Regions from separate parts of the Mus musculus genome. Here region 2 is linked to region 1. A link is a loop called in an ENCODE intact Hi-C map of the cell type or tissue named here. Cell type or tissue: left cerebral cortex. All regions are shown on one strand.

Region 1 (5,000 bases):
CCGACGACACAGACTCGCTGTCAGTTGTCTCCATGCCCTCCCCCTCCTCGCGGGCCACAGTGTGCATGTCCAGAAGGGGGAGGTCTGTGGTTCTTCTTTCTCGGAGGCTTTTCGAAGGTTGATGGGAAGAAGCAGGGCCTAGGAAATATTTCAAGGGGTAAGTGAGATTGTTAAGAACCAGTGGATTGACCCCAACACTTCTTTAATAAAGTTAAAGAAATTCAACAAACAGAAGCTAAACAAATGGTGTCTGAAGAAAGGATGTACATGGTTAGATACATTTAGTCACTTGACATTGAGCTATGCTAATCATCCAACAGAAACGATATGCATTGCTACTTGCTGCCTATGATGAACAGTTGGCTTATTCTGCATGACGCCCCCATCCTTCCTACATGCTGCAGTGTGCTGACAGTCTCCGTTGCTGCCTTACACTGTCATCACAGTTGGTACTTAGTGTTGCCTGCTACATCTACAGTGTTAAGATAACAGAGCCCAGAGTTCAGTGTAGGGAACCATCAGTTACCATAGAATTCTTGAGCACATGTCTTTAATCCTAACATTTAGTGGACATAGTGAGTTCCAGGCCAGCCAGGGCTACATAGTATGATTTTTATCTCAAAAAAGGAAGAAAGGATTTCTTGCTTACTAATAACAAACACTTATATAGACTTGTGAAGCTCATAAGACATTTCCAAATGCATTGCTTGATTAATGAGGAATTAACTCTATGCAAGGTCTCATACCTTAACCCAGATATTTTTTAAGTTTCAAAGTTCATTTCTTTTCACACATACATACAGACACACACACACACACACACACACACACACACACACACACACACACACACTGTAGTTGTCTTTAGACACACCAGAAAAGGGCATCAGATCCCTTTATAGATGGTTGTGAGCCACCATGTGGTTGCTGGGAATTGAACTCAGGACCTCTGGAAGAGCAGTCAATGCTCTTAGCTGCTGAGCCAGCTCTCCAGCCCAGTTTATTTATTTTCAATACCGTCTTTCAATAACTGTCTTCCCAGTCCTTTAAAGCTCAGCTAGTCTCTGGCTGCCTGTGCCTGTCTGGAGCATTTTCTTGAGTTTCTGACATTTTTACCAACTGCTTATTACACTGCTGATTCCTAAATTACGACCACTTTGTACAACCTGTTTTTCTTTGGCTGATCATTTCCTTTAAAACTCTTGGTATAAGCTACATTCTCCTAAGGTCAGCTTTTGACTTTAAGTGACCTGTGCCTGCCAATCCTCCATAACATTTTCTATGAGAAATGAAGTACCATGAACACAGGACTGAAACATCACTGTCACAACTGACATTCTCTTGGCCTTTTCTAGAAGCAGAATAGAAGACGTGGAAGTGGCGATTCTACCTCACTAAAGTCTGAGGGAAGACGCTGCACTGGTAAAAACTCGACAAGTACGGGTTATAAGTCCCTAGCTCTGCCCAAAGCTTCCAACCAAGAACACATGCATCTGAAGTCAATAGATGACAGAATTAGAACTCATGCCAACAGACTGATAGGTGTATGTATAAGCCAAACAAAAAATAAATGCATTACACAGAGGGTAACACAATTATGAACATCAGTGGTCTAAGAAGTTGCATAGGCTGCTCTAAGTATAATCAAGAAGGGTTTATATGACTCAGGTTTATTTCCAGTAAGCAAATCCATAATTCATTAATCACAGAATCGACACAAGTCGGTACTCAGTAATCTTTTCCTTTAAGTTTTACATGTTTTTAATTATTACTATTACTGTTTTTATTTTTGGTCTTTGGGCGTTTTGCACGTATGACTGTATATCATGTGCAGGCAGTGCTCTCAGAGGTGGAAGAGGCCACTGAATTCCCTGTGACTGGAGTTAGAGACAGATGTGAACCACTATGTGGGTGCTGAGGACCAAACCCAGAATTGCTGGAATTGCAGCAAGTACTGGTAACCATTGATTCATCCAATATTTTACTTTCTTATCAATTTGTGAATGATGCTCTTATGTGATATGTCAGAACACAAAAAGGTCACCCTCCCACACAGTCACACATACTTCTTGTGGATGGCTCACTCTTGAGCTGGAAGAGCTGAGCTTCCAGCTTGGAGAGCTGGTGCTGCAGAGTCTCCACTGTCTTTCTGTGCTCATCCTGCAAGTGTCGAACTTGGTCTCGGAAGCTGGTACGGAGTGCTTCATTCTGGGATGTTAGCTGACACATTGTCTGCGAGTGCTCAGACTTCATCATGGTGTTCTCAGATTGAACTGAACATAGCCTGAAGGTGAGAAGAGCTAAGTTTGTATGAGAGTGCTACACAGCAATGGACTACACTTGCTGAAGCAGCCTGTCAGCTGGATGCTCTGGGTTCAGTGCCCAGCACCATAGAAACTGGACACATTAGTACATCCTTGCAATCTCAGCACATAGGGGTGGGGCCAAGAGGATCAGAACGTCACCCTCTTTTACATAATGAGTAAGACTAGCCTGGGAGATGGAAAGCCCTGTTACACTTTTAAACACACACTTTAACACAAACACATACACACACACACACACACACACACACACACACACACACACACACACAATATTATTCTATTGTTATGTGATTTTATATAGGCAGCTCATATAAGATTCATCTACCTATTCCATACTACCTTGAACATGAGAAAAGGATACTTTTCATAAAGAACTCAAGGACTCAAAGGAAAATATTCATTTTTGAGTGAACTAGCATGAATCACATAGACACAAAGACCTGATTTATTACAGCTAGTTCTAACTTTTCCAGCACATCAGATTTGCTGGTTTACCTTGTAAAACACTAACACCTAGTGTCCATACTCCTGCTGCTGACTCTGAGGTAGTGGGGTCCTGGGAATTAGCTACTAGCAGCAGTCCTCCACTTGGGTTTGAAACAGTCAGGGCGACAACAGTGAGCAGACCTTCACTTGGGGAGCAACTACTTTATTAATTAATTAAAGTTTATTCTTTTTATTATTATGGTGTGTGAGTGAATGATGGGTGTGTTATGGCCATATACATGGCAGAAGTCAGAAGACAAGTTTGTAGTCACTTCTCTTCCTTCTTCCACTTGTTCATGGGCAGCAGGGGCTGAATTCATGACCCCAGGCTTGCTCAGCAAGGGTCTCCCTGTTTAGCCATCTCAGCAGCCTGAGCAACAATTTTTTAAAACAGTTTATTTGTATCTTTGTTATTTTATGTTTGGTTTTAGCAAACCTCAACTCGAAAACATGAATAAATTTCCAGAAATATTTGCTCATAAGAATTAGAAGCAATTAGAAGCCAGTTAAATCTGCCCTCTCCTGGGTCTCATGCTTGCCAGTCTCTAACCTGATTCCAGTGTTAAATGAACATTCTTACCTATTGGGAGTATAATGTATTAAAATAAAATTTTCTGTCATAATTTTATACACCATATTAAATTAAAATGGATTTAGTGGCTAAAGAAAAAAATAAAAAAATCATTGATCTTTTTCTTTTCTCTTCTTTCCTTTCCTTTCCCCCCACCCCCCTTTTCAAAGACAGGGCCTTATAATACAGTTTGAGATGGACTTAAACTTGTTATGTAGCCCTAGTCCTGAGCCTGAATGCTGAGACTACATGTATGTGCCACCATGCCTGGCTTTAGCAAAAGGGGTCTCAATGACCAAGTTCATAGTGACTAGTAAAACACTGTACATAGTGTTTTGCAAGCATTTTGTTCATGATAGTTACAAGAACATAAAGGAGAAATCATCATCAGTTACAACAGCTTCCTGATGGCTGAGACACAGCTCGGAAGCATAGCACTTGCCTGTGTTCAATGTCTGCCATTATACCAGGAGTACTTGGTAGTAGCCTCCAGGTGCTATCCACAATGGATTTATCACAAGCTAGCTGCCTGCAAGCTCCTCACATGCAACTGGAAATCCAGTCCCGACAGAAGCTTATCATTCTGTCCCAGTTGTGACTCGGGTGTTTATATTAGTTGGGCTCTGTAGGTTGTATAAACATTGGTTGGCCTCATTAGTGAATAATTACTTTAATTCCTCTTTACAGCAATAAAGAAAATGCTTTTTAAAATTTGACAGTTGGGTTGGAAAGCTTTTTTTTTTTTTAAATAAAGTTCCTGATTATAAAGGCTGTAGGCAAGGTGCAATATCAGATGTTAGTTGTTCTCAAAAATGCTTAAGATAAAAACAGTCTGAAGGGAAGTTTGCTAGTAGGTAAGGCAGAGTTCTCAAGCCTCTATAAGCTCTTACTCCTGACTGCAATCCAAGGGGGGGGCGGGGGGCACAGCAGAGTGCCAGGCTGCTTGCCTGCTACCAATGGCACTTGCTGCTGCTGCTGGCAGCCTTACTTTTCCCGAAGTTCTGCCTCTTTGGTCACAGTTTCCTGCAGCATCCGGTTGTGCCTCTCTAGCAGAGTGTCGTGCTCAGCCTGCAGGGTCTGGTACTCCGATACACTGATTTGTAAGCTATTTTGGCTGTCCTGTAACTTGATTTTCAGTTGGTCAATCAGCATTTCCAGGTGTTCCCTAAAACAGAAATAGTTTAACAACATTTATGAAAGAGGTAAACTCATTTTGTGGCCTCAAATATGTTTGCTGTTTCAGTGTCAGACTCTTGGTGACTGGGCATGATTCTAAAGAATACATACTCACAAGAATTACAATAGTTAAAAAATGTTATATTGACATGGCAAGTATCAGGCACTACAGATTTACAAAAAGATGTTTCTGGAGTTTAGCCTATATAGCTATGGTTGGCCTGATACTTGCTACAGAGCACAAACTGGCTTTGAACTAGCTGCAGCCTTCCTGACTCAGCTTCCTCACTGCTGGGATCACGAAGCTTGGGTTTGTCTGGGTTTGGTATTTCATACTGAAATGGAACAGGGCATCATGTCGTATCAGACTAGACTACATTGTATGTTTAGGGTTATATTAGTTAGAAAAGAGCCTCACACACTTGTAAGAGAGTGGGTCT
Region 2 (5,000 bases), 170 kb before region 1:
AAAAGACTTGCGGGGGGGAGGGTATGGGGGACTTGAAATGTAAATGAAGAAAATACCTAATTAAAAAAAAAAAAAAAAGGGGGGGGGGGCTGGAGAGATGGCTCAACAGTTAAGAGCACCAAGTGCTCTTCCAGAGGTCCTGAGTTCAATTCCCAGCAACCACATGGTGGCTCACAGCCATCTGTAATGGGATCCGATGCCCTCTTCTGGTGTGTCTGAAGACAGCTACAGTGTACTTACATAAAATAAAAAATAAATCTTAAAAAAAAAAGAAGAAGACTTGCATCTCATATGGAAATAGTAAGTAATTTAGAAAATATGGTTAAGAGTCAAGGGAAACTGATTCTAACTATACTAAGGGTACACTTTGATCAACTGTAAGTAAGGACAGGGGGGGGGGGGGAGAGAAATGAATGAACTTGAAGCCAGGTGTGGTGGTGAAAGCACTTAATGACAGTACTCAGGAGGCAAAGGCCAGCCCAGTGGACAGAGGCAGGGCAGCCAGAGTTACAAAGAAAAACATTTGTCTTGCAAAACCAAAGAAAGTAAGGAACTGATTAGAGAAAAAAATCTTAGCATGAGAGTTACAGTGAACCAAACTAAATGTCACCTTAATGGCCTCTACTTGCTGGCAGATCATTTTCAGTAAAGAATTTTGATCTTCTGCCCATCGAGGTGGTGTCTTTGGAGAATACTAGACATACAAACAAACACACGAATATGTTAACAGTGTTTACAACATGTAGAAAACAACCTCATAGTACAATGACTCGTTTGCATTCTACTTGCCTTGTAACTTTTACTTGGTGATAGAGAATATTTGGTAGGAGATGGTGTTGAATGCTTTAACTCTGAATCAGCACTTCGCCAGCAACCATTTTTATAAAGAGTACCTCCTTCACTGTAGTCTTCAAGTTCCTGCATAACTGAGTTCAGCATCTCTTTTACAGACTCAAGGGGAACAGGCAACTGAAAAAGAAAATGCCTTAGTTTGCAAAAATAATGCTAAAATACCTTAGAAATAAAGACCCAATTTTATTAAGCTGTTCGCATTTTCCTTATTTTGTTTATTTGAGTCAGGAACTCACTTTGTAGCCCAGGGTACCCTTGACTTCTCAGTCCTTATTCAGCCTTCGAAGTGTGAAGACTATGTGTGTACCACAGCACATTTTAACAAGCATCTTATTACATGTTAAGTTATACATATAAAGGCATTGCAGAATATAAAGTCTAAGTTGTTCCTATCACATTTGTAAGTCATAGTAACAAAGAAAAGTGAACTTAGAAAGCTTTTCCTTATGGAAGTTACACATTCTTCTCAGATACTTTGAACAGAGTGAAATATAAATGCTGAAATACACCAGACAATATAATCCTAAGATCAGCAATACACATTAATAAACAAAATACTCAGAAAGAAGGTTAAACAGAAAACCCCTTTGAGTGTGAAACTGCTGAGAGCTAGTCCATAGGAAATAATAAGGGGAAAAAAATGCTGATTTTACATAACCAAAATTCATTAAGAACTAGTCCTGGAGCCTGGCGTGGTGGCACATGCCTTTAATCCCAGCAACTTGGGAAGCAGAGGCAGGCGGATTTCTGAGTTCGAGGCCAGCCTGGTCTACAAAGTGAGTTCCAGGACAACACAGAAAAACCCTGTCTCGAAAAACAAAAAACAAAACAAAACTAGTCCTCAAGTTATCATATTCATTTTGAATACATGAAAAAAAGACAAAATTACTGTCTATCTTAGAAATCAGTATGTACTTAGATACCAAAGTTGTGTAGGTGTATGAGTGTGTGAGTGAGTGCAAGCAAGCTAGATATTTACACATGTATGGCAGGAATGTGCACATGCGTGCATGTGGAAGCCAGAGATTGATATCAAATATTTCCCTTGATCACTTGATCTCCACCTTATATATGGAACCATGGACTCTTGCTGAACCCTGAGCTGCTTCTTCTAATCTAACTAGTAAGCTTGCTCAAGGGATGTCCTATCATGGCCACCTAGAATTTACTTGAGCACTGAGTGGCCAATCTTAGACCCTCACACTTGTGCAATCTTCCCAACCCCAAATGCCAAATTTTTGTTGTTTCGAGATATACCAAAGCTAAGATAAAAGAAAACTTAACATTCGTACACATTCACACTACACACATGCCCCTAGCACATCTATCCTAAGTGATACTTAGAGACATAAGAAATGCCCACATTTAAAGCCTGGGCAGTTATCAACAATACTAAACATCAGACAACAGCCAGCAACTTACTTTCTGAACCACAGAAGTATTTGAATCACTATCATCTAAAATCCTTATCAGGTAGTCCCTAGTCTTTCTCAGATAATTTTTGCATTCTTCTTGTTCTTCAGGAGACAAGGCATCATTTTCAATGTCTTCTGCTTTCCTGTGGAAAATCTACACAAAATACAATTAGATTTTTCAAAGCAAGCAAGCAAACAAACAAACAAAACTCAATTCAATTCTTATTTCACTTACCAGTGCAAGATTCCAATAAGAAACTACATTTTTAATAGATTCAAAAGCAGTCATAGCATCTTCTATATTTCCATTAACAGCATCCAATATAGCAAAAGTTATGTGTGCATCTTCTTCATATTCACCAATTTCAGATGCCTAAATACATTTATTATTAGTTAAACTGCTTCAAACCCAAATTTCCAAAGATTACATTTTATCTGAAGAAAATTAACATTTCATTATAGTCATAATTCTTATCAGCTACAAGATTTAGAAAGCAAAACTATCATAAAATAGCAACACAATTTACTTAGTTATTTTCTATATGTGTATAAATTACATAAGTAATCGGTTCATTAGCATTCTTTATTACCTGAATATCCACACTATGGAAATGTTTAAACAGAGGATCAATAGGTTCAGGAATACTATTCTTCTTTCTGATCATCTTCAACAATGGTAAAACTTTCCTCCAATAATGAACACTTCTGCCTATGTATTCCCGTTGATCATAAAAAGAATTAAGACTGCTGCCCTAAAATAGAAAGTCAGAAGTCCGCAACATTATAACTGTTTTTGAGAAACTGAGAAAACTTTCAAATTAAAATTAAGTAGAGCATCAAAAGAAAAAGTTATGAACTGCCTACAAGAGGCAGCCCAATCTATTTTCAAGAGTTGCCATTTTTAAGTGGCAAGATGGCACACAACTGGCTCACAACCTTGTATCTGGGATATAGAAGCAAGCAAATTGGAAGTTTAAAGTCATCCCTGGCCATATATCAAGTTCAAGGCCAGTTAGGCTATGTGAGACTATGTATCACATTTCCTCTGTAACAACACTTGCAATAAAACCTGACATTTTTAGAGAACCAAAGTCTGCCTCTGAAAGAAACACTTTGGTCAAAAAGCTAAACAGCCACATCTACTCTGATATACAATACATAATATTAGTCTTAGCACTAGTCAGCATTTTACTAATTACTTATGTGTAAGCAATTAACTTTATTACAGAAAAACACTTTTATTTAAGACAAAGTTCTCTTTTAAAAATTAACATTTCAATGAACTCACTGTTTTTTGAAGACTCTGGGCCCAATGCACAAGCAGAGCAGGTTGAAGGCCGTGCTTTTCCTGGCCTCTCAGACTGTTTATTTCACGTTGAACTAGAAGTCGCAATTTTGCTGAGGTTCCAGGTCTTAAAAAAGTAAGTTTAATTGAATTATTTTAAAGAACTGCAGTTCAGCACTTACATATATGTTAAGTGTCTTCACGTGACAACTAAACTAAAGCCCTAGTAAAACTCGGGCCCTAATCTAAGGAGTATCACTGTTTACTACTTACAGCGCCTTTCGGTGAATCAGAGTACAAACTGCATCCCACCACGTCTTCTGTCTCTCTGTACAAAGCTGTCTGCACACAGGAAGTGGCAAACACAATGGTTGATAGGAAGTGTGGTGAGAATTACACTTCTCCTTTAATTGTAAGTGACTGGTATATATAACTCCAAGTAAGAATACCTGTTTGATTTTAAAAAATAGTAAGTTAGAAAAACAAATTACAAACACTAAAAATATTTAATTAATTATCATCATTGCTTACTTCAAGATCTAAAATACAGATTGATTCAGGTGCATTTGTTTCAAGCCTTGACGTCTCCTGAGGCAAATGGTGGAAGAGCTGTTTTAACCATTTTCGAATTGCTGGTAAAGTAGACAGTGAATTCCATTGTAAGCCAAGCCAGGTAAGGTGCTGAAGACTACCATTATGTGCTCGAACGGCACCTGGAACAGAGGGGAAAAACTGCCATGCATGATACATTTTCTTTGGGTCTTTAGATTACAAAAATAAACAACTAATTTAGCAAAAAATTTAATTACAAACATTTTTTTCTGTTTCAAAACTGAAGAACAGAATAGCAAAAATTTCACATTTTTATTGAATGTATTCATACTTTTAAAAACTTTGTTTTTCCAAGACAGGGTTTCTCTATGCAGCCAGTCTGTCCCGAAACTCACATGCTATGGCCTTGAACTCAAGAGATCTACCTACCTCTGCCTTCTGAATGTTGAGACTAAGGGAGTATGCCACCATGCCCAGCTACACTTTATAAATTTTAATAAGAAACAGTGTAAATGAAAAAGGTTTTCTATACCATCTAAGAAAATAAGACTCATCAAGAAAGTTAAAAATTAAACTTAAAAAAACTTAAAAAATTAATAAAACTAAACTGTCAAGAATAATGTGCACTTTATATTATTATTATTATTAAAGTTTCAAGATTTTCCTTTCAATAAGGAGTAATTAAATTACAATGGAATACTTAATTTATGAGCATATTAAAAGATGTTTTCTTCTATAAGAAATCTAATACTGAAAAAGCTTATGAAATTCTGGAAGTAAAAAAAAGTCCAACTTTCCTAGAAACGATAACACTTCTAGCAATTTGCAAGAAAAAAAAATCTGTCTCAGTAGTTTCATTTTTAGGAAACTCCAAGGAATTGATTTCGAAACACATA

Evidence for each region. A loop is a pair of places that touch in the nucleus more often than their neighbours do. Peaks named below come from ENCODE experiments on the same cell type or tissue, not always from the same donor. Only the 100,000 strongest peaks of a DNase experiment are listed, where the experiment ranks them.
Region 2: it touches region 1 in a loop (3-fold over the local background); 11 of 42 quality-filtered maps call a loop at or near these places.

The regions. Positions count from the first base shown.
Region 1 is chr10:58,289,849-58,294,848 of GRCm38, reverse strand. It overlaps Gcc2 (GRIP and coiled-coil domain containing 2), which reads right to left. Exons shown (of 23, transcript NM_027375.2): 18 at 4,373-4,549; 19 at 2,067-2,284; 20 at 1-138. Among named protein-coding and RNA genes, the nearest start is that of Gm40668, 20 kb to the left of the region's middle. In left cerebral cortex, no CTCF peak of the experiment used is centred here; DNase peaks (open chromatin) are centred at 397 and 2,160.
Region 2 is chr10:58,463,084-58,468,083 of GRCm38, reverse strand. It overlaps Ranbp2 (RAN binding protein 2), which reads right to left. Exons shown (of 29, transcript NM_011240.3): 10 at 4,084-4,265; 11 at 3,826-4,001; 12 at 3,556-3,679; 13 at 2,858-3,019; 14 at 2,503-2,640; 15 at 2,275-2,421; 16 at 790-969; 17 at 611-694. Among named protein-coding and RNA genes, the nearest start is that of Ranbp2, 19 kb to the right of the region's middle. In left cerebral cortex, no CTCF peak of the experiment used is centred here; no DNase peak of the experiment used is centred here.